Regions from separate parts of the Homo sapiens genome. Here region 1 is linked to region 2. Evidence: read pairs that join two places in POLR2A ChIA-PET (ENCODE). Cell type or tissue: GM12878. All regions are shown on one strand. Links, peaks and the distances in the headings refer to the core of each region. The heading gives the core; the rest is flanking DNA. Region 1 has its middle 25 kb from the start of CD70. Region 2 has its middle 26 kb from the start of CD70.

Region 1 (2,919 bases), core at 183-2,682, 51 kb after region 2:
GTACAGTGGTATATCTTGGCTCACCACGACCTTCTCTTCCCGGGTTCAAGCAATTCTGTTGCCTCAGCCTCCTGAGTAGCTGGGATTACAGGCATGCACTACCACACCCGGCTAATTTTTGTATTCTTAGTAGAGATGAGGTTTCACCATGTTGCCCAGGCTGGTCTCAAACTCCTGACCTCAGGGGATCCGCCCACCTCAGCCTCCCAAAGTGCTGGGATTACAGGCATAAGCCACTGCGCCCGGCCTACACATAGTTTTAATATATTGATTTAGCAACAACACCGGAGGCAAAGCCAAAGTACAAAAATAAATCATATTTTTATATACCACTGTCAACTAGAAAAGACATGTAAAACTATGTCATTTACAAACTCAACAAAAATATATCAAATACCTGGGACTACATCTAATGGAAGCACTATATAAATTCTACACCAAAAACCATAAAATGTTACTGAGAAAATTAAAGAAAGCTTAAATAAATAGAAGGATATACCATGGCCAAGAGGTTGGAACATTTAATACCATGAAGACACCAATTCTACACCAATATCTATTGATCTATAGATTCAATGCAATCCCAGTCAATACCTCAGCAGGAAGTATACGTGTGTGTGTGTGTATGTGTGTGCGCGTGAGAGAGAGAGAGGAGAGAGAGAGAGAGAGACTGATTCTAATAAAAACACAGGGAAATGCAAAGAACTAAGAAAGACAAGATGATCTGTAAAAAGAACAGAATGGAGAGACTCTACTATATATTGAGTCTTATTAAAAGGCTACAGCAAGTTAAACAGTGTGGTATTAGTGCCATCAGGGACTACAATCCAGTGGGATTATAAAAATAATTGCTTGGCCGGGTGCAGTGGCTCATGCCTGTAATCCCAGCACTTTGGGAGGCTGAGGCGGGCGGATCACGAGGTCAGGAGATCGAGACCATCCTGGCTAACACGGTGAAACCCCGTCTCTACTAAAAATACAAAAAATTAGCCGGGCATGGTGGCGGGCGCCTGTAGTCCCAGCTACTTGGGAGGCTGAGGCAGGAGAATGGCATGAACCTGGGAGACGGAGCTTGCAGTGAGCCGAGATCATGCCACTGCACTCCAGCCTGGGCGACAGAGCAAGACTCCTTCTCAAAAAAAAAAAAAAAAAAAAAAAAAAAAATTAGCTGGGCGTGGTGGTGTGCACCTGTAATCCCAGCTACTCAGGAGGCTGAGGCAGGAGAATCACTTCAACCTGGGAGGCAGAGGTTACAGTGAGCTGAGATCGTGCCACTGTACTCCAGCCTGGGCAACAGAGCGAGACTCTGTCACAAAAAAAAAAAAATTCTGTAAGGCAAAAAGAAAAAGACAACCTACTTTTAAAAGATATAAAAGATGTGAAGCAACACTTCACATAAAATAATATACAAGTGGACAATACTAGAGAGCATATTTAGCTACATTACTCCAAAAAAAAGTAAAACCACGTGGAATCCCCCTTATTCAACAGTGGAAATTGGCAAGACTGGGCATGACTCTGAGAGTGAGTCAACAATGTGGCAGGATATGTTTCGAACCTTTATCCTTTCACAGAAACATTCATTTCAATAATCTTCTGTGCAGAAAAATACTTTCACAAGAGTCAAAGAATCAGCTGAGAGACCACAGAACTTGAATGGAAAATAACGGTAAGAAAAGATAGGCCGAGCATGGTGGCTCACGCCTGTAATTCCAGCACTTTTGGAGGCCGAGGTGGGTGGATCACCTGAGGTCAGGAGTTCCAACCAGCCTGATGAACATGGAGAAACCCCATCTCTACTAAAAATACAAAAAAAAAATTAGCCAGACGTGGTGGACGCACCTGTAATCCCAGGTACTCAGGAGGCTGGGGCAGAAGAATGTCTTGAACCGGGAGGCAGAGGTTGCGGTGAGCCGAGATCGCGCCATTGCACTCCAACCTGGGCGACAGAGCGAGACTCCATCTCAAAAAAAAAAAAAAAAAAAAAAAGGCAAAAAGAAAGAAAAACAAGAAAAAGAAAAGAAAAGATGTACTGAAGATGGTAGGAAAGAGTTTCACTTGATCTGCATCATCCCCTTCCTGAACCCAAGGCAGCACAGAGAGAGAAACCCACTTCATGGGGGATGGAGAGTAAAGTGAGTTCCTGGCTGCACTGCAGACCTGAGCCCGAGTTCCACTTTAGCGAACACGGATACAGGCTGTCCAGAGAAAAGCAAGTGGAAACTACAGAAACTGTTGTAGAACTTTTACTTGCTGGTCTGGTCTTGGTTGTATCCATCTTTGGCCAGTCACATATGTACTCAAGAAACCTTCCCAATAGAGTACAACAGGATGAGACTCTGAAATCCCTTTCAATATTCCCTGCTAGATATTGATTGTTATATCAAGCATTAAGTGTAAACTTTTAATGGACAATTAGTGTAACTGTGGATGGCATCTGCTTTTGTTTTTAATTCTGTGGATTGTGTTTAAGCAATTCAATAGTATGTTCCTGATTTTGAGATGCTAAGTGGTATTGCACAGATGTCATTTTATCCAGCATGTGCAACAGTCCCATGAAGTTTATAGAGCATACCCTTGTATAGCTTCAGGTGCTAGAATTAAAATTGATCTGTTATCACACACACACACACACACACACACACACACACGCAATCATTCATGTGGACTCAAACTCCAGTTCCATCCCAGGGGATCCAGGCACCAGGTCAGCCCCTGTGGAACCAGGTGCCAAGCCTCCTCTCTTGCTGAAATAGGCACCAGGCAATCCCTCTCAAGGACTCCAGCGAGAAGTCCACCAGCAACTCCCCACCAAACAGGCTGCCTAGAATCTCTAGATAGGCTGACTGGCAAAGTGCTTTTCCTGCTAAAGCCAGTATGTAAAGAACTGACTACTTCAAATGCACAGACACTAATGCA
Region 2 (2,919 bases), core at 186-2,685:
ACAATGGTTGAACTAATTTACACTACCACCAACAGTGTAAAAGCGTTTCTTTTTCTCTGCAACCTCACCAGCATCTGTTGTTTCTTGACTTTTTAATAATCACCATTTTCTGCAGGGTTTTTAAGAGATGCTTCACTCATGCTTCATTAACCTCTGGCCTTGAATTCTTGATCTATGCAGAGAATTTGGCAAAGATGTCCATTCCAGCAGTATTTGATTCTGGGTGTTTTGGTGAAAGCTTTAAGTACTTGGGAGGACATAAGACTTCTTCAGGAGCTTCCTCAATCTTATTTGACTTCACTGTTGAAAGTTATAAGTGGTGGGTGGTTCCCAGGAGCCTTGTTTTGCAGATCTGCAGGTTTCCTTTTTCAGATCAACAGTTGTGACACTGAAGACAACTCCTTTGAGCTAAAGAATCATGAGGAATCTCTGGGAAAAAAGGCAGATTCCTGTGCTTTCACCATCACTGACAGCCTTGACCCAGAGCTCAAGGAGGGGCTCTTTGTCTTCCTCCTTCAACTTGTTCAGTGGCATCGACAATGCCAAGGCCAGGTCAGCTGGGCTTTGCAAACGTTGGCAGCTGCTGCTTCTGCTCCAAGGCTGCTCTGGCTGATGGCTTTGGCCATGCTGCTCACTGGACAGTCTGGCATTGAGGTGGCCATGGCCTCAGCTCCTCAGCACTGCACCACACTGCAGATTGAGCCACTTCTTCAATTGGCCTTAAATTTATCAAAGGGAAATTGTCTAGGTGAGCCTGAGTTAATCACACAAACTCTATAAATCTGAATGTAGAAGTCAAATATCAAGAAAGTCAGAAGCCAGAGAGATTCAGACCTTGAGAAGGATTTGACCTGTCGTTGCTGGCTTTAAAGGTGGTAAGGACCACATGAAAAAAACCCAAGAACATCTTCTAGGAGCAGAGTGATCCCTGGCTAACAATGAGCTAAAAAAACAGGGGCCTCAGTTCTACACTGCAAGGAACTGAATTCTGCCAACAACACTAATGAGTTTGAACACAATTCTTCCCCAGACTCCAGATGAAAACACAGCTTGGTCAACTCCTTGATTGTATAACCCTGAGAATAGAACCCATATAAATCTTGCCCAGATTCCTGATGAAGACACCATGAAAATAATGAATGAGTGTTGTTTCAAGCCACTAAGTTTGTGATGATTTGTTACACGGCAGTAGCTAACTAATACAGAGTTATGTGGCCAACCTGTTGATTGGGATCAACAGTCTTATTTTGCAAAGATACTTCAGAACCATGGACAGTGGAACGCATGCCAGGGGAGAGCTGATTGGCTGGATTAGTTACCATCCAAACTGGAGTGATCCTATTGGACAATCTTTGACCTAGCCACTGATCCCTGGTCCAGTCAGATTTTGTTAGGGTCTACAGACTCAACTTCTCTGCCAACCATGAAGATGGTGCCTCAGGAGTCCTGTAAGGTCTTGAGTGAACAAGTCTCTGCCTAGTTCTTCAGAAGGATATTGCACCACCCTCTTCCTCATCTACATTAGCCTCCTTTGGCTTCTCCTTCCCACTTCCCAGCTATTGCCCAGTGATGTTCCTGCAGTCAGGAACTCCCTTCCTTTCTCTCTTTGATACTTTCTATCCTTTACCTAGCCAACTCTCATTTTTTTTTTTTTTTTTTTTTTGAGACAGAGTCTCTCTGTCACCCAGGCTGGAGTGCATTGGCATGCTCTTGGCTCACTGCAACCCCTGCCTCCCAGGTTCAAGCAATTCTTATGCCTCAGCCTCCCCAGAAACTGGGATTACAGGCGCACACCACCATACCAGGCTAACTTTTTTTTTCTTTTTCTTTTATTATTATACTTTAAGTTCTAGGGTACATGTGCACAATGTGCAGTTTTGTTACATATGTATACATGTGCCATGTTGGTGTGCTGCACCCATTAACTCGTCATTTACATTAGGTATATCTCCTAATGCTATCCCTACCCCCTCCCCCTATCCCACGACAGACCCTGGTGTGTGATGATCCCCTTCCTGTGTCTGAGTGTTTTCATTATTCAGTTCCCACCTATGAGTGAGAACATGTGGTGTTTGGTTTTCTGTCCTTGTGATAGTTTGCTCAGAATGATGGTTTCCAGCTTCATCCATGTCCCTACAAAGGACATGAACTCATTCTTTTTTATGGCTGCATAGTATTCCATGGTGTATATGTGCCACGTTTTCTTATCCAGTCTATCATTGATGGGCATTTGGGTTGGTTCCAAGTCTTTGCTATTGTGAATAGTGCCGCAATAAACATACATGTGCATGTGTCTTTGTAGCAGCATGATTTATAATCCTTTGGGTATATACCCAGTAATGGGATGGCTGAGTCAAATGGTATTTCTAGTTCTAGATCCTTGAGGAATCGCCACACTGTCTTCCACAATGGTTGAACTAGTTTACAGTCCCACCAACAGTGTAAAAGTGTTCCTATTTCTCCACATCCTCTCCAGCACCTGTTGTTTCCTGACTTTTTAATGATCGCCATCCTAACTGGTGTGAGATGGTATCCCATTGTGGTTTTGATTTGCATTTCTCTGATGGCCAGCGACGATGAGCATTTTTTCTTGTGTCTGTTGGCTGCATAAATGTCTTCTTTTGAGAAGTGTCTGTTCATATCCTTCACCCACTTTTTGATGAGGTTGTTTGATTTTTTCTTGTAAATTTGTTTAAGTTCTTTGTAGATTCTGGATATTAGCCCTTTGTCAGATGGGTGGATTGCAAAAATTTTCTCCCATTCTGTAGGTTGCCTGTTCACTCTGATGGTAGTTTCTTTTGCTGTGCGGTAATTTTTTTTTGTTGAGATGGAGTCTCACTCTGTCACCTGGGCTGGAGTGCAGTAGTGCAATCTTGGCTCACTGCAACTTCTGCCTCCTAGGTTCAGTGATTCTCCTGC

What was found. Peaks named below come from ENCODE experiments on the same cell type or tissue, not always from the same donor. Only the 100,000 strongest peaks of a DNase experiment are listed, where the experiment ranks them.
Region 1: POLR2A ChIA-PET joins it to region 2 with 5 read pairs; 6 of 35 experiments call an interaction of 5 or more read pairs at or near these places.

What each region holds. Positions count from the first base shown.
Region 1 is chr19:6,614,610-6,617,528 of GRCh38, forward strand. No RefSeq gene overlaps it. Among named protein-coding and RNA genes, the nearest start is that of CD70, 25 kb to the left of the region's middle. RefSeq lists an enhancer at 1,369-1,588. In GM12878, for the core only: no CTCF peak of the experiment used is centred there; a DNase peak (open chromatin) is centred at 1,552; H3K27ac peaks cover 427 bases.
Region 2 is chr19:6,563,344-6,566,262 of GRCh38, forward strand. It overlaps the pseudogene CLIC4P2. Among named protein-coding and RNA genes, the nearest start is that of CD70, 26 kb to the right of the region's middle. In GM12878, for the core only: no CTCF peak of the experiment used is centred there; no DNase peak of the experiment used is centred there.